Regions from separate parts of the Mus musculus genome. Here all the other regions are linked to region 2. Evidence: chromatin loops called from intact Hi-C (ENCODE). Cell type or tissue: heart. All regions are shown on one strand. Region 1 overlaps Atxn7l1 (ataxin 7-like 1). Region 2 holds the start of Gm33484 (a long non-coding RNA gene). Region 3 overlaps F730043M19Rik (RIKEN cDNA F730043M19 gene). Region 4 holds the start of Atxn7l1 (ataxin 7-like 1).

What was found. Hi-C counts contacts between places; a loop is a spot of excess contacts. Peaks named below come from ENCODE experiments on the same cell type or tissue, not always from the same donor. Only the 100,000 strongest peaks of a DNase experiment are listed, where the experiment ranks them.
Region 1: it touches region 2 in a loop (4-fold over the local background); 13 of 42 quality-filtered maps call a loop at or near these places.
Region 3: it touches region 2 in a loop (4-fold over the local background); 16 of 42 quality-filtered maps call a loop at or near these places.
Region 4: a loop joins it to region 2, with 2.7 times the contacts of the local background. A loop is called at or near these places in 2 of 42 quality-filtered maps.

Annotation. Positions count from the first base shown.
Region 1 is chr12:33,265,377-33,273,376 of GRCm38, reverse strand. The region is part of intron 3 of Atxn7l1 (ataxin 7-like 1); the gene reads right to left. Among named protein-coding and RNA genes, the nearest start is that of Gm38649, 11 kb to the right of the region's middle. In heart, a CTCF peak has its summit at 3,417 (motif pointing right); no DNase peak of the experiment used is centred here.
Region 2 is chr12:32,906,693-32,914,692 of GRCm38, reverse strand. Gm33484 (a long non-coding RNA gene) reads left to right here and starts at 5,559. Exons shown (of 3, transcript XR_381437.2): 1 at 5,559-5,789; 2 at 7,453-7,550. In heart, CTCF peaks have their summits at 3,664 (motif pointing left) and 4,460 (motif pointing left); no DNase peak of the experiment used is centred here; H3K4me3 peaks cover 698 bases; H3K27ac peaks cover 277 bases; H3K27me3 peaks cover 598 bases.
Region 3 is chr12:33,105,287-33,113,286 of GRCm38, reverse strand. F730043M19Rik (RIKEN cDNA F730043M19 gene) reads left to right here. Exons shown (of 6, transcript NR_015602.3): 6 at 1,150-1,576. Among named protein-coding and RNA genes, the nearest start is that of Cdhr3, 16 kb to the right of the region's middle. In heart, a CTCF peak has its summit at 3,546 (motif pointing right); DNase peaks (open chromatin) are centred at 2,246 and 3,536; H3K27ac peaks cover 1,433 bases.
Region 4 is chr12:33,144,677-33,152,676 of GRCm38, reverse strand. It overlaps Atxn7l1 (ataxin 7-like 1), which reads right to left and starts at 5,706. Exons shown (of 11, transcript NM_001374022.1): 1 at 4,762-5,706; 2 at 4,176-4,244. The coding sequence starts at 4,942. F730043M19Rik (RIKEN cDNA F730043M19 gene) reads left to right here and starts at 5,091. Exons shown (of 6, transcript NR_015602.3): 1 at 5,091-5,545. In heart, no CTCF peak of the experiment used is centred here; a DNase peak (open chromatin) is centred at 4,956; H3K4me3 peaks cover 2,307 bases; H3K27ac peaks cover 1,361 bases; H3K27me3 peaks cover 1,744 bases.

The DNA.
Region 1 (8,000 bases), 360 kb before region 2:
TGTGGCAGCACTGTGGGATCAGTTGACTGAGAGCCGAGAAGACTGTTACACCACACTACCCACTTTTTCTAACAATTTAACTATTAACATTTTAAAAGCACTTGAAATCATCTCAGCATGAGGTTCTTTTAAATAACAGAGAATGAGTCTTCCTACCCCCCCCTCAACCCCCAGCTACTATTCTCTAGAGATGAACATTCAGACAAATTAAAAACTAGCAATCGGATTCTTTCCCACTCAGCCACATAATACAGAACAAAAAAAAATTTTTCCCCTTCAGTTTGAGGGTATTGATGGGCAATTTGACAGGAGCTATTAAAATTAAAATGTGTATCTCTATAGCCCAGTAGTTCTTGAGGAAACACAGGCTAGCACGACCATTATCAACAGCAGGGGGTCGGAGGGGGGGAATTATAACCAAGTCACCCATTTATGAAATCTATTTACAAGGAAGACAGTCATGTATGGACTGGAAATAATACATTCTTGTGAATAAATTATGCATGGTGCTCTTATTGTTACTTTTCTGACCACTCTAACAAAAGGACGAACGTGATGAAGAAAGAAACGAGGTGAGGGCTGCTGTTCAGGGTTTTTTTTCCCCCTTTCCCTCTTCTTTATTCAGTCCAGGACCCCACCCATGAGATGCTAACACACCCAGAGTGGGCTCTCCTCCCTCAGTTAAACCCTCTGGAAACACCCTAACAGGCATCCTGAGAGGGAGGTGTGTGCTCCACGGGACTCTAAACCCAGTCAGGTTGGCAGTGAAGATTGGCTGTCGTATTATCATCTGCGATAAAAGATTCGGCGCCAGATGAGCTGGTGCACGTCTAGAAATCCACCACTCTGACATAGGGGGATGTGTTGTGAGCTCAAGACCAGGCTAAGCTACAGGATGAGTTCAAGACTGGCCTGGGCTCCATCTTAGAAAAGATAAGAAGATGCATAGCAGCCCCAGGCATTTTCTGTAGGCCCGTGTCTATGGATATAAATAAATATGGAAGTAAAATACCCCAGAGAGACAAGTCCTAGATTGACAGCGGCGTTTTTATTTGGGACCCGGACTAGACTTGGGAGTGGCATTGAGGGGAGTTTTAGCTGCATTAATGAATTACTTGTGTGATGTGAGACTTTTTTATTAAAAACCAACCAACAAACACACAAGGAAAATGACAGGAAATGTGTGCTCCACTTTGCTTCTCACTGAAGCTGCTCTTTGTGAATTTACTATTCAGCTAGAAATAATGTTATTAAAGTGTCCTCTCGGATCTAGGAAGGAATGCAGACTGTGACAAGAGAGTTTAACTGTATTACCAGTGTAGGGAACGGCCTCGCTGCGGGGAAAGTGCTGACTTCAGTAACTTTGGAAAGAGCAGTCTATAAAATTAAAGGCAAAGCGGCCGGCTCGTAAGCACTGCACAGAGTTGATGAAGCCGGCTCCCAGGAGTTACGGTTCCGATACTGCAGCCCGTGCATATTAGAACTGAACAATTAAGAAAACAGATAGCACGGGGTGGCGGCCAGGTTTCTTACTATTTCAGTAGAAATTTATGGATAGGCAATGGCAAAGTCTAATAAAATAAAATAAAATAAAATAATGTCCTTACCGGGATGGGTTTGAGTCAGAGACACTGAAATGAATCCCTATTGAACTAATACAGACACAGGTGGAGACATTCAGACACATTTATAGGTATGTAATGTTTATGTTTATCTATAAATGTAGATACATAGGTTAAGATACACAGACTTATTTCTCTGCTCTGTCAGCCAAGTGGGAGACTCAGAGACAGAGAGTATGTCTCATCCCTAGATCTTGGCTCCTTGGATTACTCTTCAGTGAAAGGAACTTGGACTCTTTGGAGAAATAACTGATTCTTAGACAGGGACAGGACATATACAAGATGAACCTGAAGCATCCTGCAATGCTGGAAAAAGCAGAAAAAAATTATACAATTCTAACGACAAAAAAAAAAAAATGATCAAGGCTCCCAATCATAGGAATACAGCCCCAACTGGACTGCCTAAGCAACAAAGTGACTCTCCCCTGTCCCCACCCTTTCCACCCTTCATTCTCTGGTGGGATACCCCTTGGTCTAAATTAAAGATTAATTTCTTAAAACTACATTTATCGATTGTGTGTCAATCAATTCACAATTGACTGTGTGTCAGAGGCCAGGGGATGGCTGCGCAGTTGGAGCTCCCCTGCAACTTTGTGGTTTCTGTGGATCATCAAGCTTGGCAGCAACGGCCTTTAGCCATTTTGCTGGCCCTAAATTAAAGAATTGTAAGTCCTCATTGACATAAGTAAATGTCTGAGCAAAGAGACAGTTGGAGGAGAAAATGTAACTTCTCATTGTAGAGAAGTCCCAAAAGACCACATTGGGCATTCTACACACAGGACAGGGACTGTCAATCCCACTTATTAGTGGCTTGTGCTCTGTGGTTCCCTCCAGAGAATGAAGGATGGAAAGGGTGGGGACAGGAGAGAGTCACTCTTTGGAGAAACTGACAAAGGGCACCTCAGAAACTTCTTCAGCCGGGTGGAGAGAAGCCGTGTTAACAGGAGCCCTTCTGAGCATCAGCTGTCGTTGATAAGGTGTGAGGACATTTTACATCTGTGGTCCTTACGCCAAGAAGCTTAACCCTAGCTTAATCATGAAGAAAACATAGGCACAACTTTAACAGAGAGTATCCTGTGACATACTGGGCTAATACTCTCCAAAATGTCAAGGTGACAAATAGTAAGGAAATGGAGGAACAGGCATGGCGTGGGGGAGCCACGGCAGAGGAGAACCAGGACAGGAAGGGACGTTGGGTACCACTGAGGTATGCTGAGCAAACTACCTTTCTCGTTAATATTAAGGGAGCAACACTGTTTCGACCATGGTAGTACATGTCCTTCACTGATGTAGCATAAGATGCACACACAGGAAACAGTTTTCTTCTAGAATCGGCCTGCCAAGAGTAACATCTGTCTTTAAAAGAATACCCTTAAAACATTATTTTTTTATTTCTTCTGAAAACTAAAAAGAAAAAAAGGAAGGAAGGAAGGAAGGAAGGAAGGAAGGAAGGAAAGAAGGAAGACAGGCAGGCAAAATCTAAGTACAGATTTCAGACAGCTTATAGACACATCTTCTGTTTTTACTTTGGCAGTGACTTTTGAGCAGTTCACAGCTGCCCTCAAATGTGTGAACCAACATTGAACAAAATAGCGCCTATGTTGGGTGGGGACAGGGTCACTGTCAGACTTGTATATAACCGCTAAACTTGTTGTAGCTGATTTTAATGGTGGTGGTAGTAGTTGTGGGGAGAGTCCTTCATTTTATTGTTTGGAATTAAAAACTATTTTGGTTTTACGTGTATGAGTGCTTGTCTGTATGTATAGGCATACTGTGTATGCAATACTGACAGAAGTCAGAAGAGGGCGCCAATCCCTTGGAATTGACATTACAATGGTTGTGAGCTGCTGCCACGTAGACCCAAGTTGGCTGCTCTTAAGCACTGGGCCATTTCCATGGCCCCTGCTCAGAATCTTTGAATCCCCTTTAGCTGTCTGCCTCAATGAATTTTTGGTTGCTCCTCACTCCTACTAAGCATGCTCCTCCTGCCTAGGTGCCTCTTCACCTGCCGCTGCTTCTGCTTGGAATGCTGTTGTGGGTGTGACTCAGTCCACAGCGTCTGAGTTCCTCTCTGTATCATAGAGACCTTAGTGGCTAAAATAGCAACCCCCCACCTCATCACTACCCATCTTCATTTTTCACTCCCACCGTGCTCCCCTCCCCCAGTAATAATATAGTTGCTTACTGTCTGAGGTCCTTAAATAGAGGGTGATTTCCATGAAAGTAAGCACTTCCCTTTTGCTCTTTGTGGCCTCACCAGTACTTGGAATAGAATCTAGAGCATGGCAGGCAAGAGCGGGCATGCAATACCAGTGGAAGGACCATAGAAACGAGTGGAGTTTAAAAACCTCTGGAGTGTGTGTGGAGTGTGTGTGTGTGTGTGTGTGTGTGTGTGTGCGCCATTGGCAAGCATCTTGAGATCAAAGGACTCGCATGGGAATCAGTCCTTACCTCCCCCCTTGTTTTCAGATGTAACATCTTTGTTGTTCATCGCTCTGACTTGTAGGCTAGCTTGGCTGCCGTCAGAATGCTAGGAGAACAGATGGGAGCTAGCCAGCTGTACCCAGGTTCCAGGGAACTAAACTCAAGTCTTCACACTTGTGTGACAAATACTTTACCTACTGATGCATTTCCCTAGCTGGGTGATTTTTTTTTTTAAATCAAATGAAGACTAATTGTGTGCTGTTAGGTATTGATAAATCGTCACACTGTACATGTTCAGAGCTGGTGCACATCTCAGCTACTTAGGAGACTAGAGCAGGAAGACTGGAGCCAGGCTGTGTGGCACAGTGAGACCTTCTCTCTCTCTCTTTTTTTAAATTACTTATTTATTTTTATGTATAGGAAGGGTACATTATAGCTGTCTTCAGACACACTAGAAGAGGGCATCGTATCCCAATACAGAAGGTTGTGAGCTACTACGTGGTTGCTGGGAATTGAACTCCTGACCTCTGGAAGAGCAGTCAGTGATCTTAACTTCTGAGCCATCTCTCCAGGCCCCGAGACCTTGTCTCTTTTAGTTACCTTTCTACAAAATCCTTGTGTGACTTGGTGTTAAAGTTTAAGTCTATGAAGTGGATTGTTCATTAAACGAATATTTATCGGTGGACACGAGGGTACAAAAGCAATCAAGGCCACTTTCTCGCCTATAGGCGCTCCATCCATCCACCCATACACCCACTGCCCCTCACTAATGCTTTTGAGTCCCGTTAAATGCTCAGTACTGCATGTTTAAGATTGTATTTGGAACATTACTTTGTCTCTCTGTCCTGATTGATAATCCTCTCAAGTTCGGGGAATTTAAAAATTTAGTTGCATATATGCCAATGACTAACTTTCTGACTCTGAAAGAAAAAACACTGAATTCTGAGTATTTGTTTCTTTTCTGGTAAGCCGGGGTTTAAGATCTCATTCCAGCCTCACCCCACAGGGATACTGGGAATGTCCAAGGAGGTGGAGACATCCAAGCACAAATGTGCTCTCTCTACTGTGAAGTCCCAAACACATGGAAGAGATTCTGTGCCAGAAGATGTAAAACATGACACCCAAATCCACACAAACAAAACCAAACTCAGACCGCTTCTCGGAGCTGAGGCAGCTGTTGTCATGGTGAGAAAAATCTGCCATCATTCAAAGATGCCACAGTTGGACAGCAATCAGGACAGGCAGTCCAGTGCTTGTTAAGGCAATCCTCTGCAGAGAGAGGAGACCATGAGCAATCTCCAACTAACATTTGAGTCAAGTGGCTACCAGGTCTTCACCCTTGCTTGGACTCCAGATGGGACTCGTTGGCTCTTGTGTACTACATGTTGTTCTGAAGGCTCAGCAGACCTCGGGATCCCTCTTCTTTCTGCTTTAAAACAAACCCTTGCCTTGGCTGCCTTTGTTCTTAGGAAATGCAGCTTTATCGTAAATGAAAATGATCCCTCAAGGCTGACATACCCACACCTCTTGTCAGGCCAGGGTCTCCTCCTCCACACAGTAATCAAGAGCAATAGGCATGGAAAGGAGGGAGGAAAAGAGGGAAAAGAGGAGGAAAGGGAGGGAGAGAGAGAGAGAGAAAGGGATGGAGCGAAGAAGGAGAGGAAGAAGAAAGGAAGGGAGAAGGAAAGGAAAACAGGGAGAAAATGAATATAGAACACAGCAAAGCAAAAAGAGTAACAGAGCAAGCGATGAGAGAATCCATATTTCAATAGATATCCTTTCCAGAACCACGAGTAGACCCAAACTCTGGAGTTTCCCTGTCTCTGTATTAATGCTCCCTTTTCCCGGTGGGATGCATAATACGGTCAGCATGATCTGAAACAGCCAGGCCAACAGACATTGCTGGCGTAGTCCCTGTGGAGACAAAGACTCACCCTTCTCTGTGCATGCCCACTTACAGGGGCTAGCACAGTTTCTGATGAGATACCCAGAAGGTATTCTGTTCCCTGAGTCTCTCTCCTTCCCTCTGGACCAGCATGCCCTTGGCTACCCTTACAGCATCTATAACAACATGGATAATATCTGTCATTGATAGTATCTGCCTCACATGCTCTGGGCCAGGCACTGAACACTTCGGCCTCTTTGCAGAGATTTCAAGCCCTCTTTTGGGATGTTCCATTGGTTCAGGGTCCTGGACCTGCTTAGGAGCAGTCTAATAGACATTGTTTTCTACTAACCTGTGTGTCTCTCCCTTCTTTTTTGTTGTCTTAGGACAACAACTATGGAGTTCAGGCTGGTCTCCAACTTGCAATCTTTCTGCCTCGGTCTTCTGAGTGCCAGGATTACAGGCATGCAGCATCTTGTATTATACTTTTTAAAAGATGGCATGGCCGAATCTATTGTGGGGAGGCTATTAGGGCACTGCACTGGGAAGAGAAAAGACCTAACTTCTTTTCCCATAGCTTTTTGTTGTTTTTAAGGAAAGCTTTCAGACACACAAAAAGCACAGCATATGTATATACCGACCACCCAGCTTCACCAGTTGATATTTTGCTAATCCTAATCCATTGATCCCCACTCCATCAGCTGTTACCCTATAAAGCCAACAAGGGGCATGGGCCATTTGTCTGTTACCTTTCGGCAGTTTGCTCTTTCTTTCACTGTTTAAAGACTCAGAGGCTCTGGATGGCCCAGATCAATTTCTGGTACTTTACCACAGTGGAAAGAGCACAGGCATAGGGCTTGCATTGCTCCATACGAAATGAAGCAAGCCTCTACCAATGGCCCTTCATTTAATTATTCTTGATAGGCCAACAATCGTTCACGTCACTTCATAATTATTATTTACCGAAAAACAAGGGATAGAGGGGCTGGATCGAGTGTCTGTGGTTAGGAACATTGGCTGCTTTTCCGGGTTCAATTCCCAGCACCCACGTGGCATCTTACAACCACTTGTAACACCAGTTCCAGGGAGCTGACAACAGACAAAAAAGCAAGTTGTCTCAGGCAAAGGTTTTGAGGAAGATGGGAGACCAAAGGGAGCTACAGAGTCTCTGCTCAGGGAACCCGCTGAAGAAATGGGGTTCAAAATATCACCCTTCTTCTGCCGAGCTTTGCAGGATTTTGTGAAGAGGCGAATGTTGTGGATTAGTCCAGTGGTCACAGGGCTGATTAGAGTGCTCTGAATGTAGGAACTGTGTAAAGAATAAGGAGTCTGAAGACGTGGATCAACTGTGCGTCTACACTGCTCATTAACTATTTATGCGACCTGCTTACCACGTGGGCTTAATCTCTCTGCAGCACAGTAATGAACTGATCCGCCAACATCTCACTCACTGTTTCCACACATGAAAACTCCCTGAGCTGTCCTGGTTTTCCTTTGCAGGAGACGAGGCTCCTGGCGCAGGACTTGTAGACATGAGCAGATCCATCACCATTGGGTCTTTGGCCTCCGAGGCAAGGCACTTGCCCATCTGTGGTCCCTCCTCAGGCTCTGATAGGACCTGGGACATCTGCAGCCCAGACATTCTTTAGCTCTGACCATGCCTGAAATTTTGCAAAGAAAAGGCTCCTCTCCTCAAACTGCCAGAGAGCTGAGGTGATCTCCAGGTGCACACTAGGTGTTGAGCTTCTGTGAGTTGGAGGCACCTTAGAGCAGTGGGTCTGGGGAATTGAAAACGTCCTGAGGGCCTGGTCCCTACCTCCCAGGGAGACTCGAGTGCAGCCAGGTAGAGAGGCTCTGCTTCAAAGCAGGTGCCGATGCACACGCCTCACCTTGCTTCCTTCCTCGGCCTTCTTTGTCAGAGTCATCTTTTTGCCTCAAAGCTTTTGAGATGGAAGAGACACATTCTTTTTAGACTTGACGATTCAGGTCGTGCTGGCTTCATAAAATCAATTGAGGGAGATTTTCATCTTATTCTTTGGTCTCAAATAGTTTGAATAACAAAGGACCTT
Region 2 (8,000 bases):
CCCACAGTCTGCTGGTTTGCAACCCCTGTTCTCAGCCTCACCAAGGAACACCCTTGTGAGTCGGCTGACTTAGGTCTGACAGTAACAAAACTTGCTGATAGAGTGGTGAGACGCTGACATGCATATTCAGAGGTGGTTGTGGAAATGGTCTGAACACTACAGCTAAGTGCAGTGCTCCTAAGTCAGGCTGATGTGCGGTACTGTTGGGAGGCAGAGGACGGGCCACATCCTTTGTGAGCTTTTTCAGTCTGGTCATCTCCCATACCTTGTGGCTTGTCTTCTCTGCTTTTCTTTCTCATCTTTCCTTTCATCTTTCTCCCTTTTCATTGTCTGTGTCTCTGCGAATCCAGTGAACTCGAAGGCCTCATGCATGCTAAGCAAGGGCTCCGCCACTAAGCTGCATCCTCTAGCTCTTTTGGGGGGCTGGAGAGATGGCTCAGTGGTTAAGAGCACTGTCTTTTCTTCCAGAGGTCCTGAGTTCAGTTCTCAGTCACAACCGTCTATAATGGGATTTGGTGCCCTATTCTGGTATGTGGGCATACATGCAGATAGAGTACTCATGTGCATAAAATAAATCTTTGAAGAAGTATATTTTATTCTGAGGCAGAGTTTCACTGTGCTCACCAGGCAAAGTTGTACTTATGATCCTCCTGCCTCAGTCTCTTGAATAGTGAGGATTATAGGTTGTGCCACTAGGCCTGACTTAGTCTTTCTCATGAATAGCGTCTTTAAAAAAATATTTTCCAGCTCTAGTGAAGAACAACTGACCAAAAATTGTACATATTTAATATATACAACAACATACTGATTTGATACATGTAAGCCTTACAAAATAATTGCCACAATCAAGTTAACTAACACATTGAAAACTTTAGTTACCCTTTAAATACAATATATAATATTATATATTATGTATAATGTAATATTATATATAACACATAATATATAATATATACATATAATAATATTTTATATATTATATAATGTGTAAATTAGGGTCAACATACTTATATCCTCCCTCGATTATTATTTACTTATGCTAAAACATTGCAAATTCTACTAACTTTAAAAACATATGTGACATGTGGTCTTCACCTGTCATCAATCCTCCTTAGCAACAGCGCAGAAGGACTTATCTCTCCCTCTGTACTGTGACTCAGTCCCACCGATAGACACCTCATCACCATCTCTGTCCCCATCTGTCCCTTCTCCTGCTCTTACAGCCTCTGGGGTGCACCATGCTGCTCTCGGCTTCCTTGAGTCTACGCTGTGGACTACACAGTACTGTGAGCTCATTTCATGGTGTCTGGCTTATTTGACTAAATGCAATGACCTCCAGGTAGGTACACCTTATCATAAATGATGGGGTTTCATTTGTTTTGTGAGGTCAAATAGCATTTCATTATGCCTATGGACCATATTTTCTTCATCCACTTATCAGATGATAGGCATTTAGGTTGCTTCCATTTCTTGGGTCCTGTGATTCTACAATAAACATGGACATGCAGATTCCTCTTTCATATCCTGATTTAATGTCCTCAGTAAGTGTGAGATTGCTGGATCGTCTAATTTTTATTTTTTTATTTTTATTTCCAGGTATCTCCGTATTGTTTTCCAGAGCTGCTGTTTATTTATATTTCCACAAGCAGTGTGCAGAAGTTCCCCTTCCTCCTCCTCGTAAGTAGCCTTTGCTGTCGTTTACATGTCATGGCAATTCTTGCAACACCTTACTGTGGTTTTGACATATGTTTCTTGGGTGACTGTTAGCCTGACCCTTTTCATGTTCGTCTTGGCCATTTGCATGTCTTCCTTCAGAAATGCCTATGTAGATCTGCTGACAATGTTTTACTTGGAGTTTATTACCACTGAATTGCTTGATTTCCTTTTATGTCCCAATTATTAGCTCATTGTCAGAGAAATAGTTTGAAAATATTCCTCTCATTTTCTAGGTAGTTGGCTCTGCTGTTTCACTCGCTAGGCAGGCCATGTTTTTCTTCTGTTTCCTTCCCCACCTCCTTGTCCCTCCGCCTCTCCTCTCCCTCTTATTTTCCTCCCTTCTTCCTCTTCCTTTCCCCTCCTCTTCTCTCCTCTTCTTCCTTTCCTCTCCTCTCCTCCTCTCCTCTTCTTCCTTTTCCTTTCCTGTCTTCTCCCTCTTCTCTTTCTCTCCTCCTCTTCCCCTTCCTCTCTTCCTCTTTTCCTCTACTGAGGAATCCAGAGGTAGAATCCAGAACACCATCCATGGCAGGCAAGCACTTCCATCATTGAACTATATCTGAAAAACTTTGAGGCAGGACCCTGCTAAGTTGCCCAGGCTGGCCTCTGTGTCTTTAAATGCACTTTTCTTAATACATCTTTTCTGTGTTGCCACCCGATACAGTAATGAACACAGCAAATTGATGCTTCCACCAGAGACTCTGACTCCAGGAAAAAATGCATTATGATACTTAGGTCCCACTTAGGGCCCTATAATATTATAGGGTCTTACACAGCCTATAATTGCTCACCCATCTTTTGTTAAGAGAAGTAATAGAACATAGTAACTCAGATCATGAGCTCTGGAGCCAGCCAGTCCTGTTTAGATTTTGCCTCTCCTGCCCCATATGACCCTGTGACCTCTCCATCCTCTCTTTTGCCAATGGTAAACAACATGAACAAGACAGACAGACAGACAGACAGACAGACAATCCCTGATCAAAGGTATTCACACTGTGGTTGTTGGAAACCCATAATAAAAAGACACAGTATGTATCACATAGTAGATTCTATTTTCCCAGCCTTGGATCAGGGCTTTGCCACATAACAGCAGGAGGCAGAAGCTGATCCAGTTCTGGGCAGGAGCCCGTGGGGGTCTGTCTTTCCAAGTGCTTTCTGTTCTTCACTGCTGCCCCGATTGAGTAGGTGACTAATCTCAGGAGGATGAAAAGGCAGGAGGTAAGCTAAATTTAGCTGGGGTGATCCAGTCTCTAGCGGGCTCCAGATGTGTGAGTGGTTGCTGGTTTAAGCTACTGAGCTGAGGTGATTGACAGACTGCCTCTGTCTGTTGTTGCCTTAAGCCCCACAGCACATTTAATCCTTGCAGCAGTCTGAGGGTGGGTATTAGGAACCCTTAGTGATCGGAAATCATCTAATGTGCAATAAAAATATTAAAGTCTTGCTTGCGTGCAAAACTTGAAGTAAAGCAAATATCAACATCTCCTCTCTACCTCTCCAACCCAAATCTTGTTAAGAATCAAGAAGTTTCAAGGTGACATGAGTGGCCAGAGTCAGATAGTGTGGCCAAGTGCGTCATTAAATGTCAATCTGATAAGAGAAAGACTTTGCATTTTATTTATTTTATTTTAGTCTGAGGGTTTTTTTGTTTTGTTTTGTTTTTTTGTTTTTTTTTTAACAGAGTTACCCTATGTAGTGTAGTCTTTGTCCTGGAACTCACTTTGAAACCAGGCTGGCCTCGAACTCAGAGATCCACCTGCCTTTGCCTACAGAGTCCTGGAATTGATGGATTATTTTAAATAACCAAGCTTGTAAGATATCAAACCTCCATTAAATCCCTCATATAAAAAGCTGTTCAGAGGTTACTCTCGCAGAAGACTGGGTGTAGTTCCCGGCATCAACATCGGGCAGTTCACAGGCACTTTTAACTCCAGCCCCTGGGGATCTAGCGCCCTCTTCTGGCCTTTGAGGGCTCTTGTACTCACACTAACACCACCATCATCGCACAATCTCATAATTAAAAATCTTTTCTAAAAGGTTCTGCTTGTAATATCACGCCCAATTCATGGGAAAAGAAGAGGAGATGTGGAGCGCTTGGTCGCACAGCTGGTCAGCGAGAGCAGGATGTCAAGGCAACGCCGAATGCCTGAAACGGTTTCCCCGTGGACGCAATTCAGGAAAAGTCACCACAGGAGAGTCCAGTCCTTTCTTTGCTTAGGCTGAGTGGGTTAGTGTATGGTAAGAGCTCAGTGCCCTCCATTCTCAACCAGATTCTTGAATTTCTAGTGAATTGAGATGTGAGGGGCTTGATTTGGCACAGTCTCTCTGGCCCCTGATGTCTGCAACATTGTGCTCGGACTCCCCAGGATGATCCTCTGGGAACTTCCACATCCAGGCCTCCTGGTTTCTGCCATGCATAGTTTCTTGGTCTTAAAACGGGGTGATTTATTTTCTTTAAACGTTTAATTAGCTAGTGTGCGTTTGTTGTGTATAAAATAACGTGCAGGATTCCGTTCTCTTCTGCTCAGGGATTGAATTCAGGTCCGCAGGTTTGGCAGCGAATGGAGCCATCTCACAGACTCCTCACCTACTTTCTTTTCAGCTTCTGACTGATCTCTCCATTCTCCACCGCAGCGGTGTCTCATCCTTCTGGCGTCTGCTCCTTGGCTCAGAGAACTGAAGCCTAGAGAATTTGGTCAGCCTACAAATTCGGCAGTCAATTCCTGGCCCTCTGTTGCCCTCTAGTGGACTTTTGTCTTATAACTTCGTGTACACGATGCGTTTCAACTCACTGTGCTGCTGGAAGCCACTATTGTTTCTAATAGTTCAAAGGATGTAGCTAGCAATTAGATTTAATCTCTGACTCATTTCAGCCTGCTTCACAATATTAAGGCATGTTTTTGAAAAAAAAATCCCTCATTGTTTAATGGAAAGACGTGAGGCAAATCAGCGATTACTGTTTCAGAGGACCCGGGGGAAAGTCAACTCTCACTTCCACCAGTCTTATTAGTGTTAAGAAGCCAGCAAATAAGCCATTCAGCAAACATCATCTGAGCACGTGTGTCACGCACTGTCCAAGTAGTGGTGTCTGGGTGGAAGGAAATGTCCAATTCTTACACTGTGTGTCAATAGGCGACAACACGGTTTTTGCCGTTAAAGAGTAAAGACAACCCCACGTCTATGGCTTATGGGAAGAGGAAATCTCTACAGCCCTTCCTAACCACAAGCCAGTCCATTATTTCTGGGCTTGGTTAATTGCCATCAGGTCAGAGAAGTCGTAGCCAGAGAGTAAGAGAATGTAAGAGTCCAAGTTCTGGACAAGTGTACAACAATGAGCAAACTCCTTTTCCACAGCAGCATCACAAACACGTACTAGCGTCTGGAGGCTAAGGGTCACATGCCAGTAAGTGACTGGGGTTGAAATAGACTCTCCCAGGGGGGAATTGCTGCAAAGCACCCTGTGTAGGCCTTAGACTCAGCTGTGTGGGAGATTTGTGCCTTTGGTGTCTGAGATGGCCAGGCTCTGGGATCCACAGAGCATTTGTGGTAACTATGTGTCTGTTTTCTCAATGTTTCTTAGCCAGTTGTGGACTATGTAGCCTCTGATTTCAAGTAAAAACTTAACCAACCTCAAAATTCTGAAGTTTGAAGTTGTCTTTATTTTTTATTTGTGATTTGTTTGGTTTTGAGACAAAGTCTCACTGTGTATTTTAAGCAGCTCTCAAACTCACAGTCCTCCTGCCTTAGCTTGTCAAGTGCTGGGACTATAGGCTGAAGTCACCACGGTTGGAGCTGACAGCCTGCAGGAGAATAAATACACTCTTTCTTTTGAGACAGGTGCTCATGTAATCCAATCTGGACTAGAATCTCCGTGGATGACCTTGAACTGTGTACCACCATGCCTGGCTAATGAGCTTACCCTCTTAAAGGAAAGACAGCTGATCAGCACATGGAACACTACCCAGGTCAAAATCAACCCTCCACCAATGCCTCAACGTGGCTGAACTCAGTTTTTTCTGCCATTCCCTAGACCCAGCGATTTCTAAGGAGAGTAATCAAACCACCACGGTACATCCAAGGTACCTATGAGCCTGGCTGGTTTTAGGTAGCCACAATCCTGGAAGGGACTGGGAACAGAACCAAATTGGGTGGGCAGCTCCTCCTGCATGCCTAGGAGCTCGGAGCTCTTTCTGTCAAGGTATTTCTCTGCCTGGTTGGGAGGGGTAGGAGAGTGAGCCCAGGACAATCTGGCCTCTCCCTTCTCTTTCCATAATGCTCTTCCATTGAGGCTAATGGGATGGGACCCAGCTAGGCTTTGTTGGCCCATTCAGTTAAGAATGTTGGCAGAGATGTCATCTAGGGGACACTCTAGGCTTGCAAGCAAAGCTATACCCTATTTTTATTTTTTAACACCTCCAGTATTCTAATTCCTATAGGAAGCCAGTTAAGTGTGTGCTAAGAGTACAACCACAGGCATGCTTAAAATATTGATCTTAGTTTTATATGTGTGCTTGCCTGCATGTGTTTAGGTATACCATTTGTAAACAATGCCTATGGGGATCCAGAAGAGGGCATCAGATCCCCTGGACCAGGAGTTACAAACAATTGTGTGCTGCTGTGTGGGTGCTGGGAATCAAACCTGGGCTCTCTGTAAGAGTAGCCATTACTCCTAACTACCAATTCATTTCTTGAGCCTTAGAAACACACTTTAAAAGAGTAAAACAATAACTCCTTCCAACAGACTCTGGAAAATGCAGAGTACCCCGAGGAGCTTGCAGGCAGCTTTTCCCTAGAGAAATGTTAGAAGCACAGTTAGGCTTGACCACCCCTGATCTAGAGGCCTGCTGCTGTGTGCCTGTTCTCTTAGAAACATGATTGCTAAGGCAGGTTAGATGGCTCTGTGGTTAAAGGTGTCTGCTGCCAAGCCTGACAACTTGAGTTCTATGCTTGAGACTCATGGCGGATGGAGAACTGACTTCTGTAAGTTATCCTCTGGCCTTCACACTCAAGCACAAGTGTGAACACACACACACGAACACACACATACACACACACACGGTGTAATTAAAATGGTAATTACTGAAATGTTCTCTCAGTATATTTTAGGCAGCATATACACAGACAATACATCTGCAAAGCAGACAGGGTGTGCATTACTACTGCCTGCCGTGATAGGGTTTGCAAAGGACGTATGTCCAGGACACTGGAGAAGGGACCATGCAAACCTTAGTATCTTCCACAATACAGTGCACTAGTCCAACACACAGTAGGCTGTCTTTCAGCTGGACATGTATATGGCCATTTCCTTGGCAATGCAAATGAAGCCCACAAAATGTGGGAAATTGTGGCAGAAATGTGCTGTTTCTATTTACAGAGCTCAGTTTACTCTTAAGTTCCCATTGTTCCAGCGTCCTTCTGTATTCATAGCTGGGTCTCAATAGCTTGTCTAAACTGATTGCACTGCTGAGGGGCCGATTCTAGTCACTGTCATGTTCTGGCAGAAAAATCCCAAGTTTGGAGTCTTTCAATACGGACACAGCCATGCTAAATTAGCTGAGAAGAATCTTAGACTTTTGGATTTCTTACAACTGGCAAAATAATCCAAAAATACCATCAAAGTTTGTATAGGACATCCACCTGCATCCACTCTAGGGAAAACTATTTCAGGCAGTCTTGCCTGTACCACTCTGGGTTTCTGGACAGTGTACTTTTTCTTCCTTGTATGCACCAATGCAACAGCAGAGGTCTCTTGGGATACCTTCAACGTGACAGAAACATGACAGAGACTCCAGCAAAGAGGCAGCACCACCTTTTAGAGATCAGGAGGTTCCCGTCTTCAGGTACTGCGGGTTCTGGGGGTTCAGTGGTTATGCTAGTCAGTCTCCCAAGTAGTGCTGGACGTTTGTCTCCTGTGTTCACACCCCACGAGGTCACTTGACTTAAGTGTTGCCATCACATAGCGGCCACGGACAGTCTCAGCACTTAGTGTTGCTCACTGTCACAGAAGCAACGCTGGGTTTTCATCCTTCATGACCAAGCCTGTGTCAGTTTCTGCTGCTGACATCATGACAGACAGATGTGTACCAAGTGTTGGCAGATGCCACCAAGATGCTCCCAAATTCTCTGCTGTTTGGACTTTGCCTGGCCACTCTCTAGCTGGACTGATGAAATGTCACAGCCAAGATCAGGACGATAGAGTTGGAGTCTTGGCTTGGCCATTTACCAGCCATCCTGACCCGGTCTCTCTGAGCCATAGATTCTTATTAACTTTGATGAGAATTTTGGAGCCT
Region 3 (8,000 bases), 200 kb before region 2:
TTATAGATAGGCAAGCATGGAGGGAGGAATCAGGCACCACAGTGCTTCTAAGGTAGCGACTTTTGAGTAATTGACAGGCCCAGGACAGAACTTTCTAGAACCATGGACCTCTCCTCTCTTCATTGTGGTGTGGATAATAAAGCATATGTGCTCATCAAAGATAATTTTTAAAGTGGGACAGTAAGGACTGTACATTTAAACTCCATGCATTCAACATATATGAATTATAAAGGAACAAGAAAGACTGAATTTGAAAAAGTTCTGCAGCTGGAGTTGCTGAACAGGTGGTCTTTACCTCGAAGTCTGAAGCCCCCTCCCGCTCCTCACAACCACCTCACAGGCCCTGTCTGTCAGCATTCTGCTATCTGATCGCTTGTCATCAGAACTCCAGTTACCTGACATGGCTCTCATTCCGGCACAGCTAGCAAACCTCTGTGCTGCACAACAAAGCTGGAAAGCACTGGGTGTTCTCTCCCAGCAAGGAGGGCCCTCTGCTCTGCTGGTCAGAGAAGAGAGAGGCAGAGACTGGGCCCTCACAAACTGCACATGTGCGGACATGATTCTGTAGGACTTTGGCTCTCTCTGATGGGAACTTCTTTTCTATTGGTTCAACTCTTCTCCCGTCTCCTCCTCCCTCCCTTCTTTGCTTCTTCCTTTTCTTTTTAAACCCCCATTATTATGCTATACAATCCTGTCTGTCTTTTGTGGCAAGGAGACAGATGGGACTCAGTCCCACAAGCATGCCCTCTTGCCTGGAGCTCCAGCACTAGACCAAGGTCTGTCCTTTTCTCTTTAGATCTGATCAGTAGATCTTCATCATATGTAACTAACACTAATCTGTTAATAATATATATCTTTCCGTCTGTACTCTGATTTCCTGTTTATCTCACAACTTCTTTGTTCCGTTGGTTTCTCCAAACCAAAAGCCAAGTAACATCTGCGCACTGCCCTTGCTGGGAACGACTCTTGCTTGCTCTCTGTCATCTCTAGGCTTCCTTCCTTTTATTTTTCCTTGCCATTTATTTGCTGAAGAAACTGAGCTTTTTGTCTCACAAACCAGTAAATACCGGAGTGTGCCTCTTTCTTACCTGTAGTTCTGCTCAGCTGATAGCTGATCATCATGAAAACACTTCTTCCCCAAAACAACAGCTTCCGTGTCTGACATCTGATCACGCTGAGGAAGACCCTGGCCTAAACTCTCCTGAGACAACAGCACCGAAGAACGATTAATCCTCCGGCGGTAGCGACTAGTCTAGTCTGTTCACTTAAAAGAAGCCAAACAGAAAACTGCCTGCCACCCTTAGCCTCACACCGACCATGAACTAGAATACGAAAGCCCCGCTTTGTGTTTGTGAACTCGTGGGGCTGATAAGAAAGAACACAGCCTTGGAGCTAGATGCCTTCTGGTTTGAATCCCAAGCTCGAGTTTACTAAGTACAAACTTTTTCTCAGAATCTGTGTCTGATTCCTTATAAATAAGGATAATGTCTCTTTCACCAGGCTGCTGAGATGCACCTGCCATGTATGGTGAGTTCAATAAATGTTTCTTTCTTTTCTGGCTTAGGTTAAAAATAGGAACTTGTTTTTTGTTTGTTTGTTTGTTCGTTTGTTTGTTTTTTAAAACCCTCTTAGATCCCCAGCTTGTTTAGATCCAAACATACACGTGACATTTACCAGCTTCATAAACAATAGCGAAGGTTTTCAAACACGCTCTAGAAAGGAGAAGGAGAGCCAGAGCAGGAAATACCACACTCTTTCCGGCCTTGTAATTAGAAAGTTCAAAAACATTCTCCCAAAGCTAGCATCATCCATTTCAGGCCGAAAACATGCTATGCTCTGGACTCTGGAACTTGAGAACACATTCCTTCTAGCAGAACACGAGTTCACTGTAAGTGCCTCAGAAACATATGGATGAAATTTCCCTGAAGCCACTCTAGGGGTTAGGAATTAGGAAAAGAGGGCTCGGCAGAAAGCTTTTGGGATTTCGCCAGGCCTAAACGGACTGAGAAAGTTAGGACACAAGGCAGATCTTCAACGCTGCCAAGTTTACTCACAAGGATTTATAATTAGAGTTCCTTTGAAAAGCACTGCCTCACAAGTGGCAGAAGACAAAAAAGCCTTTGTTCTCAACATTTCAACAAGGTTGCTAGTCCCCAGATGGACTGTTACAGGCTCTCAGCTGACAGCGTGCTCGGAGCCACAGCATTGCCCGTCTATGGCAAGTGCCTGTGTCCTCTGAGGTCTCTTGTTTCCGGTGAGGAGTCCCTGTGAATTCCCGGATGAAGGGAACAAATCTCGATGGGTATTCTTGAGTTACGGTGCAGAACAGCTGTGGGACAACAATCAGCTTCCTTCTCCCATGTAAACTTCCTCCTCCCCGTTTATCTTTGTCAACTTCCCCAACGCTCTGCCTTCTACTTGTTTCATTCTCCATTAAAATCAGCCCAGTGGAAGGTGGCTGTGTGTGAGAATGTTGAGAGGGGAGAGCTTTAAAATGTTGAAGGGCTCCAGCACAAGATTTCAAGGGGGACCGAGGGCTTTAGGGATGGACAGTTGCAAAACCCCAAGAGTATGAATGAAGGAAGTCTCCCAGTACCTATGATGTATGCTGCCATCCTGTCTTCTTGCCCACTCACTAAACCAAGTTTTCCCAAAGCTGTGTACCCGTTTTTCTCAGACAAACATCAGGGGGGCCTGGGGCCTGGTGTCAGAGTCTCTCTCCTAGGATACAGCAATGGACAGAATAGATGTAGACCTTGCCTTGCCCAACGGAGCAGGGAAGATTGGCCTGAAACCCATAGATGTATAAATCCAAGTTGTGATCCAAAAACACCACGAAAAGCAGGATTAGGTTGAAGGTTGGACAGGCTGATTTGGAGAGACTGCAGCGGTTTCTGGCCCAGGAACATCTCCCTTCCAGCCCAGTGCCCTCTAAGGAACATAGTCATTGGATGCCTGCCTTAACAACACCCCTTTTCCTAATAGAGCGTCAGAAACCCGGAGCACCAGTTTGCTGATAGGTATATCTAGCTGTTTTCTCAGAAAGCACAGGATGGCTGGAGAGGTGCTGACTACACACAGCAGTGTGCGCAGCTTTACAGCTCCATGTGCGGAGGAGTAACTCCAGGAAGTCCACCTGACATGGTGCGAAAGGTCCCAGAGGAGCAAGAGACGGCCAGGCCAGTGTCTCTCTGATTACTTCACTTGCATATTGTTAGTGACTTTTAAATCCTTTCCCCTGCCTTGCCCAGTTTACTATGCAACAGCATATTACATGTTACAAAGTAACACAGTCAATAGTAACTTGTGGTCAAATCTTCATCCTATGACTACTGGCTTTCTCTTTGTATCTGTTTCAAAATGGGAAAAAAATCTGAAAATAAAACCAAAGCAACTTATGAGGATGTTTGCATGGTTGCTGTGTGGAAGTGGTGCTGGCCTGAGAAGGGCATGCCTGGCTCTGACCTGGGAGAGAGGGAGGAGGTAGGCTGTGGGAGGCTGGCTGCCTTGTCTGCTTAGAGAGTTAAGACTCCTGTGGGGCACTAGATGGCAACATTTCCCTAAAGCTAAACACAGCAGAGGCAAGGCCCTGTGGGCAGGTCAACCCTGCCTAGCTCCCAGTCCCAGTACATACATACTATGATACCCAAAGCTATGGACAGAAGAATGAATAGACAGAAAGCAGAGCCTAAAGAGCTCATCACAGGAGTCCTTGCTAATTGCCAGCAGCTAACATGGTCACACCATTAATGCACTGTTACACCATCACAACTTTCAGCATCATTACCAACACCATCACTGTTACCACCATCACTGTCACCATCCATCACCATTATTATTATCACGGTTGCCGTGATCACCATTACCACTACCACATCGTAACCATGGCCAACCCATCATCATCACCACCATCCCACTCTTCCCGGCAGCATCACAGGCATCATCACTGTCACCATTATTACTACTGTCATCACAATCAACATCATCACCACTATCACCATCACTACCAACACTGCCACTCTACCCACCACCACAATTGCCCTAATTAAATTTTTATCACATCTTCATATCATATCATTGCTACTACTAAGTCTTTTATGCTCTATTCATTCTATTTGTTTGTTTATTCTTAAAGTGGAGTGACTCGGAGGTTAAGAACACATACTCTTCTTACAGAGGAGCCAAGTTCGATTCCTGCCCGGCATCCACATCAGGCAGCTCACAACTGCCTGTAACTTCAGTTACAGGTGGTCTGGTAACCCTTTGACCTCCTTCTTTTCCTCCAGCACACACACATAAAATAAGTAGCAATTAAAGCTGTTCTTAAAAATAAAAGAAACTTCACTTAGATTAAAAGAGAGATCTGGCTAGAGATGAACATGTATTTAAAAATATTTTTTGGCCAATATAACTACAATTATATTGATATGCTGCTGTCTGGTATAAAAACTTTGGGGAAATGTTTTAATGGCTCCATAAGAATGGTTTCTCTTTGCGTTTGGGGGGTAGGTATTGAGCTGCAGTTGTCCTTCCCAGGGTTACTATTGCTGTGATAAAACTCCATGACCAACAGCAAGAAAAGAGGAAATGGTTTACTTGGTTTACATTGTAGTCCACCATTGAAGGAAGCCAGGACCAGCCTAGCTCAAGCCCAGCCTGAACCTGGAGGCAGGAGCTGATGCAGAGCCCATGGAGGGATGCTGTTTACTGACTTACTCCCTGTGGCTTGCTCAGCCTGTCTTCTTGTAGAACCCAGGACCACCAGCCCAGGATGGGCCCTCTCATATCAATCATTCATGAATCACAGGATTGCCTACAGCCAGATCTTCTGGAAGCATTTCTCAGTTGAGGTTCTTCCATATCAGATAATGATGATAGTTTGTGTCAAGTTGACATAAAACTACCAGCACAGCAATATTTGAAATCAGTGCTGTGTGTGGACTGAAAAGGCCCCCTGGAATTGTGTTTGCAGTATCAATGGATTTAGCACAATCTCTGCTTAGCAACCACCCCTACTTCCTAGTCCCTGGCCCTTTCACTAGTCACCTGGCTCTGTGTGTTCCTGAGGAGGTAGACCAGCCGACCAATGGAGAGAAGGGTGCAAAGCACTTGACACAGACAAATATTTGCTAAACTTCCCATTTAATTGGATTGATTGAGTAGAGTGTTTCTTGTGGACCAGAAGTCAAACTAAGTGAAAGAGTAGCAATCAAGGTGTTGTTGGTGGTGACAATGACAGGGAGGAAGATGCCAAGGGAGAATCACCGGCAGAAGTTGATTGATGGCTGCCTGACTTAAACTGCCTTTTTCTCCTCTAAAGCTGTATGCTCCACAGCTGCCACTTGACAGAAGTAGATTTTTCAACCGCACTTCTATTCATGCATCCAACCAACAAGCCAGTCTCCAGCATTTCTCATCGTAGTCTCGGTCTCTAGGGATACGGCAGTAAGCATCTGCCCTAGCAATGCTTACACACTGGTGAAGAAGAAAAGCGGATGAAGAATTATTAAGTATAATTGAGGTTTGATAAGTGCCAGTACAAAAGTGAAGCAGGACTCAGACCCGGTGAGAGGTAACATTGAGTATGTGTTTGGTGTGTGTGTGTGTGTGTGTGTGTGTGTGTGTGTGTGTACGTGTGTTTGGTGTGTGTGTATGTGTGTGTGTACATGTGTTTGGTGTGTGTGTGTACGTGTGTGTGTTTCCTTTCATTAGATTATTCAGATTCACCAACAGAGGCTACTTGAAAGAGATTCAAACACAGAGAGCTTACTAAAAAGAGGTAATGAGTCACATGAGTGTCCCTGAACTAAGACCACTATTGACTGACAAGTCTGGCGAGCAGAACCCAGGCTTCCTGCCGCTGAGCACCCGTGTACTACTGAGCCCGCTCTGCTTGGCTCCTTTCTGGTTGGCCCTAGTTATACGAAGAAGGTTGAGATGGCAAAGTGCTAGGTTTGGATGGATGTGCCCTTCCAAATTCCATATGTTGAAACTGAACCTTTAGGTGGCAGTGCTTAAGTTAAGTTAGAGGGACCATCATGATCAGAATTAATGCCCTGATAAAGGATGCTTCCCAAAGCTGTCTGTGCCTTCCTTCTGTCCCTTCAGCCTTGTGAGGCTAAAGAAATGTCACACTCTCCAAAGAAGGGTGACCCTCACTAGATACTGAATCTACCAGGGCTTTGGTCTTGGCATGCCCAGCCAGTTCTCTGAAAGCAGGCGTGATTGCAAGGGGGAAAGAAACATTATCAGAAACGAATGCAAATGGCATGAGAGCAGTTAATATGCATGGCCAGCTGGTTCCACTGAAAATTTGCTAAAAATAATTGCTACTCCATAGAGATGATCAGCAGCCCTCTCTCATGCTCACTGTGTGTGCTTCTTCTCGCTAGTGTACCCAGTGCGTTATGCAGCTGGTAACTTATTTTCCTATTAACGGGGCTTTAAAATCTACAAATTGAAGATTATTATTAATGGTAAATAATTGCTACATTTGAATCTGCTCTTGCTAGAAGTATTTAAGTTCAATGAAATGTAAGGCAACCTTGAGGGAAAAGGAGGGCGTTGACAGTGGGCCGAGGGAAGAGTGAGTTATTACACACAAGTGACAGAGGCCTCAGTCAAAGCAATGCTGAGTGAACTTTGCCCTTTAGGTTGGTTTGCATGGGGTAGACATGGCTGGCTTTTTATCCTTCGCCTGGTTCAGGCACTGGATAAAGGCTATAGCCAAGTGGCACCCTGCAGAAAATACAATGGATGAAGCCCTGCCCATGCCTGGGGTCCACTGGGTTAGGTGAGCACAAAGGAACGGCAGCCAGGGGTGTGGTACGAGTAAATGAGGCTGTGGCTTGGGAGGCCAAGTCTCTTAGAAGCTGCAGATGGGGAAGCTCTGAACAGAATCATACTCTGGTCTGTTTACTGACAATACAGCTTCTTCTAGAAATCTCTTCTAAATGTGTGTGTGTGTGTGTGTGTGTGTGTGCGTGTGCGTGTGTGTGTGTGTGAGAATACCCATATATGTACTTACAGGTACAAAGATGCATGCCATGCATACATGATTAAGCCAATCCAAGAGCTATTAATAAAGTTATATGATTATAAGTGATGGTCAAATGATTATACAATGTTCCTAAATAAATAAATAAAACCAGGATGTCAACTTCACCAGTCTGGACATCACCTGGCAGCTAGGAGGCCCAACGTACTGTGGAAGGGACCCAGTTAGCTCATGACTGGACATACTGTCCAGTGACCCCCCCCCCCTCCAACCCTACTCCCTGCCACAGCTCCCAGCCAGACTGCAGTATAAAGCCATCAGGATCCGAGCTGTGACAGCAAGGCTGTCCTCCAGCTCAAGGACACAGAGGGCTCAATCTGTTCTCAGTGCTTCCTTTCACACTTGCTTGCTTCGCTTGGGATTTCCCAGGGACATGGGTCTGTCAACAGATCTCTCGGCAGCACATTCTTAAACAGACATGACAATGAAATCAATAGCCCTGCTAGAGCTGCCAACTACTGCCCAGGGCAAAGGCAGGACAGCTTTGCCCAGGCCTGGTGAGGGGCTCTGAGTTTCCAGAGTCTTTTCCTCTGCCTGTCTTTCTCAGAGCAGAGCCTTTGTCCTGAGTCAGGAAGAAATGCAGTGAACCCACCACAGGCAGGGGATGTGGCCAGATAGACAACCTCAGAAATGCATACAGAAAGAAGACCACTGCTCATCGTCAAGGACCCATGTAAGGGGTAGGCAAGAGTAGGAAGATCCGAGTAATAAGCTAGGCACCCCTGATTCCCTACTTCCCCTTACTGTTCCCCAGTTAAGTTCACTTGCTTAGAGAACTCATGGGCATCAGTGAATAATGACATGTGAGCTTGCATGCCCTCCCAAGAGCCTGCCAGGTCTTACACGCGTTCTCGCGACCGGCCAGGAAGAACGCAACAAACCGGAATCTTCTGCGGCAAAACTTTATTGCTTACATCTTCAGGAGCAAGAGTGCAAGAGAGCA
Region 4 (8,000 bases), 240 kb before region 2:
TAAAAATTCATGGTAATTAAACTAATACCTAGTTTTACAGAACTAGTTTCAGTAATAAATGATGGTAATATCTGTAATAATAAAAAGGAATCAAAGAGGGCATGCAGTCAGCTCTTACGATACACTGAGCTCTCTGTCTTGCTTCCTAGCGGCCCTGATAATCTGTTTCATAGTTAAGGGCCCTTCTGAGACACGTGGATGCCATTCTTTGTCTACAAGTTAGTTTTGTTTTGTTTAGAGTTTGGTTGAGACCCTTAGTAATGAAAACATCTTCCCCAACTGAGTGAGACTTTGGCTTGGGAAACGTCTTCAGGCCACACCTACCTGGCTGGGTAAAATAGTGTGATATACAGCTTTAGCATAGAAAAATGGCCTTCCTTAGAATTTTCTATCAGTTAGCACAGTTCTCATGATGAGTGTGCCAGCAGGGCTCCTTAGAGCCTCCTCTGAGGAAAGCTATGGCTTTTCAGACCAAACTGAGGCCATAGTGTTCTTCCTGGGGGTCACACATTTGTGGTAGACATTCGGCTCAGGCCTATACTTCTCTGGAGTCTGTACTGAGACCCCTCTCCTCTGCTGCGATCTGGACTGGGTCTCTCACATCTGTGAGGTCTGGACTGAGATTCTTTCCCTCTTGTCTGCTAAGGTCTGGATGCAGCCCCTCACATCTGTGGGCTCTGGGACTAAGCTCCTGTGGTCTGGACTCAGGTCCTGAAGACCCCAAACTATTCACAAACTGTTTCTAGTAAGCAGATTACACAGTCCAGTTGGATTTTTTTGTTGGTTTGTTTTCATTTGTTTGTTTGTTTTGTTTATATTGAGCTAAACTTTTTTAAAAACTGAGAAAATATACCCTGTTATTCTCAATATTTCTGAAATCATTTAAGGTGTTTTGTTTGTTTTAAATGCGATGAGTTTTTGTTTCATTTTGTTTTTAAGTTTCTTTAGAGGCAGATTGTTCGGCATGGCGGTATTTTAAATGTTGAGACATTCACTAGGAAAGCCTGAGTACAGAGGTTTCAAAGTGACTACGGAGGGCAGTTAGTCCCAAACCCTTGCTTTACGTCTATAGGATCAACCCAGAGAAGTGAGCCTTTTTCTCCCCAGGGCCTGAGTGCCAGGTTGGCTCCCAGTTCTCCCTAGTTCGTCTTTCAGTGAAGCTACCCTAAGGCAGCCCTCACAAGCCCAGGCCAAAAGGGAACTAGCAACAGTTTGCAATTCAAATGCCTTTGCTGAATCCTCTGTAAGTATAATTTTAGAGGGGATAGGAAGGCTGATGGGAAGGTTCTTCACGGAAACTTCAGAGCATCCAGCTAACAGGACCTCCTCAGCATAGGCGACAAAGCAAAGGAAGGGATGCAGGAGGAGATGTCAACTACCAGATTACTCAAAAAGTCTGCCAGTGCCTGCAGTATCTGCCCCAGCAGTGGCGAGATAGCTCGGGAGGCAAAATGACTCCAATTTCATATTTCCAGCCTCACTTCCCGTCTGAAAAATGATTGTACCACATTGATGCTCAGAAAAGCACTATTCACAATAGTCAAAAGGTAGAAACGGCCCACACACCCAATGGATGAGTAGTAGATGCCAAAAGGAGCATGACTCTACCTTGAAAAGGCCTGAACTGATACACGATGTAACATGGATGAACCCTGTGAACACTCTGCTAAGAGAAACAAGCTCAACCCACGAAGGGCAAATATCGTCGTGGGAGGAGTCAGGTTCCCTGAAGAATCTCGAACAGGAACCTTCCCAGAGGCAGAAAGGGAATGGAAGATGCCAGGACCAAGGGGCTGGGGGACATGGGAAATCATCGCACATATGATTACGTCTGCTGAGACGGTAAACAGGCCGGGAAATGAAGATTAGTGACAGTTGTAAGACACTGTAAATATACTTAATACCACTGGGTTATGTGCTCAGGAAAGCTTACAATGGTAGGTTTTATGTTATATACTTGGCACTGCAACAGTATGTCCTGCCATTTCTCAATTGCAACCCTAAACTTTTATTCTTTTATTACCATATTTCTCCTCAAGACCTGCTTCTAGCCAACAGCACCATGGCCAGGCATGTATGTTCATAAACACAGATGCACAGAGTCCCACAGGGGCTACGCTGGGTCCTGCAATCATCCTTCACAAGTATCTGCCCACCCTAAGGCCTCCCACTTGATTACTCCAACAAGGGGGCCCAATGTGACCACACTGTGACACAGAGCCTCGGCCCAACTCTTAAGTTCTTACCAAAGGGCATGCACTTGCTACACACATGTTCTCTGTAAGAAAAGCTGCGTTCCTACACTAGGAAGACCTCAGGAACTTCTCATTCCTCATTGTCACCCAAGGCCACTCCACGAGGCCCACAACAAAGAGATTAAGTCCATGCCTGGCTATATAAGCCAACTGCTTGGGACACTGAACAGCGACAGGGTGTCCCTCCTGCAAACGCATTCAATTCGAAGCAAATCCTTGTACCCTCACAGGACAGAGGAGAGAAGAAGCAAGACTATGATTTCTGAGAGAAGGAGAGCATTTCATTCTCCCTTGCTCGTGCAGCAAAGAGAACCTGAGAACAAGAGCAGTCTGACATAGATGGGGCAGCAGGAAGATAAATTTTGTGGGTTATGGTCCTAACTCATCACCCTGGCCTGCCACGTGCCAATCCTGTGCACGCCACAGCCTTGAGTCAACTTTAGCATACAGTGCTGGTGGTCTGAGAGCTTAGCTCTCTAAAAGGTTCAAGACCTCAAGAGTTTCCTGGGAAGAGAGGCGACCACTGGGGATCCCTTTCCATTGCCAACACACATGAACATTTAGCACCAATAAGCTGCCACTTGTAAGAAGCCCGCTTGACGCCAGTCCCCCGAGGATCCTAAACACACGCATCAAGATCACGCTAAGATATTTAGAGGCAAACATCTTTAGAATAATGTTTTGTTCCCAAAGTACTTAATTAGCAGAAACACAGTGCCGGAGAACAGCCCTTGAGTTAAGATGTAAATGTTTTAATGTCCACGTTCTTTCCTGAAACACAAGCGATTCGTCTTACTGGACGGTCAGGAAATAGTGTGGCACTGAAAATCGGCAATTCTTGGTGTGAGTCCGCAAGTCCCAACTTTCCAAGCAGGTCTCATCCACCTCTGCGGGCAACACCCCCTTTCACCAGTGGACTAGGCTGCAGACTCGAATGGCTTTTCTCCACTCGCCGCGGATGAGAAAATGCTCCTACTGTCAAGTTACGTCTGAACTTTTTTGACAACCCCCATCAATTCCTCTGGCCCCTCCATGACTCCTTCCCACCACCAATTTCGGCCAGTTCTCCATACAAGACTCCAGATAGTGCATCACAATTCAAACGAACCCATCCTTTCTTTAAGCACAAAGTAGGTCCTCCAGTGTGGCTCCATTTGAAGCCAGAGGCCAGAGTGACCAATGGCAGGCTTGCAAACAAGGATCACTGATTTACAACAACCAAAGGTGTATGGTGTGCCCAGGCCTGACATAATGGCTTCACTCACATGCCAGATCTGGGGTCATTGTCTGTTCAATGTGTCCCCTTTCAGGTATCATATTTTCATGCTGGGAAGCACAGATTTGTGGGGGGAGGGGTCAGAGTGCAGGCCAAAGATCTGCACATATTGATAACCCCTAACCCTGGTCACTGCCTACAGTCTGTGACCGTGACCAGCAACAAGTAACAAAATGCTACTTGCAGCCAAGGCTTGCCATGTGCAACGGTTTTCAGTGAGAGTGGAGAAGCTGCCGGAATGACCGACCATGTGGGGTTCATTAAAACTTGTGAATTTACATACAAGGGAGGCTGGAATGCTTGTGAAGGGAGCCCCATGCCTCCTCACTCAGGGATTTCAAACCCCACCACCACCATTGGCCAATGGTGCTCCAAGGAGAATGGCAGAGACCAATGTGGACTCCAGCGGAGTGCAGTAAACTTCTGCCTTCCACAGCCTCCCCCACACTGAAAGACCCCCCCCCCAAGTTGTATTTATACTTCGAAGAAGGAAGTTAACAGTGAAGCAGTAGTCACCTGGGCGTGCTCAATTTCTGACAAGCCTTAGTCACTCTGTACCCAACAGAACAATTCACATTATATTCCAAAGCCTGTGAAGACTCTGCCACACAAGCTAACACTAACATGCCAAGAGCTCCACTTACCTTCTTTATTAAGCCTCATAACCTCCCTGCTTTTGCCACCCTCTTTTCCAGCCTCTTCTAAATCTACATCTGCAGATGAAAAAGAAAAGGAAAAAAGAAAATGAGGAAAAAAGGGGGGATGCCAAAGTCAAGGGGGGAGGGAGAGTGTTTATTGACAAACAGATCGATCTAAATACTGTATCTGAAAATCTTGCAAAATTTGACAATGCAACATTTTCTCCCGAGTCTGGCTTTCCATCTACCTGGCCCAGATAGGTACCCCCAAAAAAGGAAAGGAAAAAAAAAACTATGCAAGCAGCAACAGAGTCGCCTTTTAAACAGACACCACCGTGGGGCTGCGAAAGCCCACCCCGCAGGCTGCCTGCCCCGGAGAGCCAGGCACAGACAGACAGACAGCTTTGCTGGCAGCCGGGCCTCTCTGTGCTCTGATGGTCTGTGTCTGTGTGTATTTATTTAGAGAGAGAGAGAGAAGCATGGAGGACGCCGGGGGCCACTCTCTCTCACACACACACTTTTTCCCAGTGGCTCTAGGTGAATGGAAAGGTTACAGGATAATAAAAGGAGGTACAGGCGGTGGGGTTCTTACTGTCGGAGCAGTGTAATTTGGCGGCGTCGATCCAGGAGGACCAGGGTTTGCCCAGAAACGCCTCCGGACTGGGCACTTTGCGGTGCAGTGTCGCCATTGCTGTTCCTTCTTGTTGCTTTTTCCCTGTTCCTTCGGCAGCAGCAGCCGAGAGACACGGGATTCGAGAACGCTCCGACGTCATCTTCGGAACGTTCCGACATTGAGTGTTCTGAGAGGGGGAGGAGGGCGGCGGAGGAGGCGGGAGGCGGGGCGCGCTCGGCCCTGCCCGGCCCTGCTGTGCTGCGTGCAGCCGCTGGGGGCGCCAGAGAGGCGCCGTGTGCGCGGGGCTCGGGAGAGCGCGGAGTCCGGCAGGCTGAGAGCAGAGCCTGAGTGCGCCGCCGGTTCAGCCGGGCAGGGTCGCCTCGCGCCAGGATGCTGCGCCCCGCCGCCCTGTCCAGCCAGCAACCCTGGCGCGACCCCGGGAAGAAGCACAGGTTCTTTCGTCCAGTCGCCGCTGGAGGACCGAAAGTTTTGCTCGCTGCAAGTCTCTTCCTCCCAGAGTCCCAGTCACCCACCATGCGACGTCCCAGAAGGATCCCGGAGGCTTAGTGGGAACGAAATCGGCTGTTTTGCACCCCTCCATCCTTATCCCTCAGGGTAGAGCAGGGACTCTAGAGAGTACACCTCCCAGCTACCATCCACTTCACCCTGTCTCCTCTCTCGGTGAGCCTTGGAATCCGGTCTCTTCGCAGATGCCTTCAGGAGTCAGAAGCAAAGGGGAAATGGACATAACTCCGAGAAACCGGTGAGTGGGGGCAAGGGGAGTGATCATCCCATCCTTGGTTTCATAGCAGGCAAAATTCCAAAATCATTTTGTCTCTGGCGTTCCCGGGGATCTGTGCGATGGTTGTGTGTCCCAGCTGGTAGAGCCACTGCGGAGACTTTGCTCCGCGCACACCAGAGACTGAGCGAGCTCAAGGCTCTTGGGTGATGCTAAGCCCCTCCCTCAGACCCAGCACTTGCACAGAGCAAGCAGGTTGGCCAGAGGACTTCGCATCACCGGAGAACCTGACTGCCAGGTGTGTAGACGCGTGGCGCTTTGAGATGTCTCTTCTGACCCTAGGGGCTGGTAAATGAGACCTTAACCTTCTGTTACCTCTTTAGAATTGTTTGCTTACTAGGAATTCCCTAAACTGTAAAGACACCCTTACCCCCGTAATCAATAACTTTTCTATTTGTGAAGCATCCTTCCATTCTTACCACTGCTGTCCCCGGGAGCCCTTCTGCTCCACACTGAAGCGTTGCTTAATTCTGGGCTGTATTCTGGTGGGGCTGGAATGTCCTGGCACTCAGCACCATGAACCTCAAAACCTGCATTAGGATGGGGGCGGGGAAGGAACCTCTGGAGGCTTGTTTTCAGCTGTGATGTGTGTGCGCGAGTGGGCCTGCCTCTATGGGACATGGATAATTCTCAGGTTTGGATGAATTGCTACCTAACTAAGGTGCCAGTGGGTAAGGAATTACCTTACTTTAAATACTTGTGGTTTGGGAAATATTTCTCAGACCTTGACATCTTAGATGAGCCAGGCGCTGTACCTGACATTACTTCACCCATGCATCTTTTTAAATAACATTGTTTCTCATGGACCGGTTGCCCAGGGTCAGAGAGAGAGGGAGATCCATCCTGGTCTTCACAGAGCTGCAGCTGGAGAACGATCATGCTTAGCTCTTCAGGGAAGCTAGGCATGTGTACAGTGACCCCAGACCAGTGTGGCAAGGGTATGGACTTTCACGGCAGGGCCAGTTCCTTGGCGGAAGTTGAAATGAGCTAAGAGTGTTCAGAAAAAATGTGTCACCAAGAAAACGGAATCTGCTCTGCATATTAGAAATTGGGAAGATCTTATAGTAAGCTGAGGTCTGGTCTTGCCTAGAAAAGGGGACCATGCAGAACCTTGGGTGAATGTAAGCATATGTGGGTCGATGGTGTGGCTTAGCTGTGTAACGTCTTGTGTCCTACTAGGACCATCATTGGGAGCTAGCTGGAGGCAGCTAGGAAAAAACCAACATGTTCCATTCAAACATGTCCCCAAAATTGCTTAATAGACTTCGACTTAAATGAATCCATCTATCCCATCTGCCACTCTTGCTAAATTTCTCTGAGCATCTCAATTTGTGAGGACTTTGCTACCTACACCATTCGTTTTTCTCTAAGATTTCTCAGCACCTGGAAGGCAAGTGTACCACCCACCTTGCTGGTTGGACCATGTTGTTTATTTTTCCTACCTCACTTCTGGTGATAGATTAGAAACAGGACTAACATCAGAAATCCTCCTCGCCACCTAGGAATACCAGTTGGAGGGATTTCAGCTCTTTGTTAATGGATAGCACTAGAGCCCAGCCATGAATGAGCCGGGCATGATGAACAGACTCTTTTTGATAAGTAGAACTGAAGGAACCCAGGACATTTGCATTCTGGCAGGGCAGGGCAACCTCCATGGGAATGTGTCCTCTGCTTTCCAGTCCCCTTGCTCCTGGCAGAGTCAACAGACTCCTGTCTCCTAGGATGTGCAAAAGAGTTCTGTACTCCCTGTGGCTCGGACTTAGTGGATCCTGCTCTGTTCCTAACCACTGTCACTTGCCAGGGCCACCATAGGAGCAATGGTAGCCCTTTCTTACCCCTTAGCTCACCTGGGAAGAAGTTGAAAACTGATGTACGCGTACTCACTGAAACAAAGCCAGCCCTCATTGCTTAATGTAGTTGGGGGAGGGGAGCTTGAGGGAGCGTGGGATAGTGTGAGCATGTGATTCAATGTCCCGAATCCTACTGAACCTCAGCTTTCTTGATCCGTTGAATGGTCACCCAAAGCTGCTGTTCTCTTTAAGTTAATGTATTAGGGGAAATTCAGGGTGCTGAGCCCTGCAGATAAATAAGGCCTGATACATAGTGAGTCATAAGACATGTTTGTCATGATTCTCTCTCTCTCTCTCTCTCTCTCTCTCTCTCTCTCTCTCTCTCTCCCTCCCTCCCTCCCTCCCTCCCTCCCTCTCTCTCTCCCCCTCCCTCACTTGCTCTCAGTAGTTGCATTGGTTTTGGTTTTGGTTGCTTGTTTCTGTTTTGTTTTGTTTTGTTTTGAAATGGGGTATCACACTATAGCCCAGGATGGCCTCAAACTCACTGTGACCTCACAGCAATCTTCCCGCCTCGGCCTCCCATGTCTGAGGCCTGTTTCTTTAGTCAGGATGCATGAGATGCTGGGATT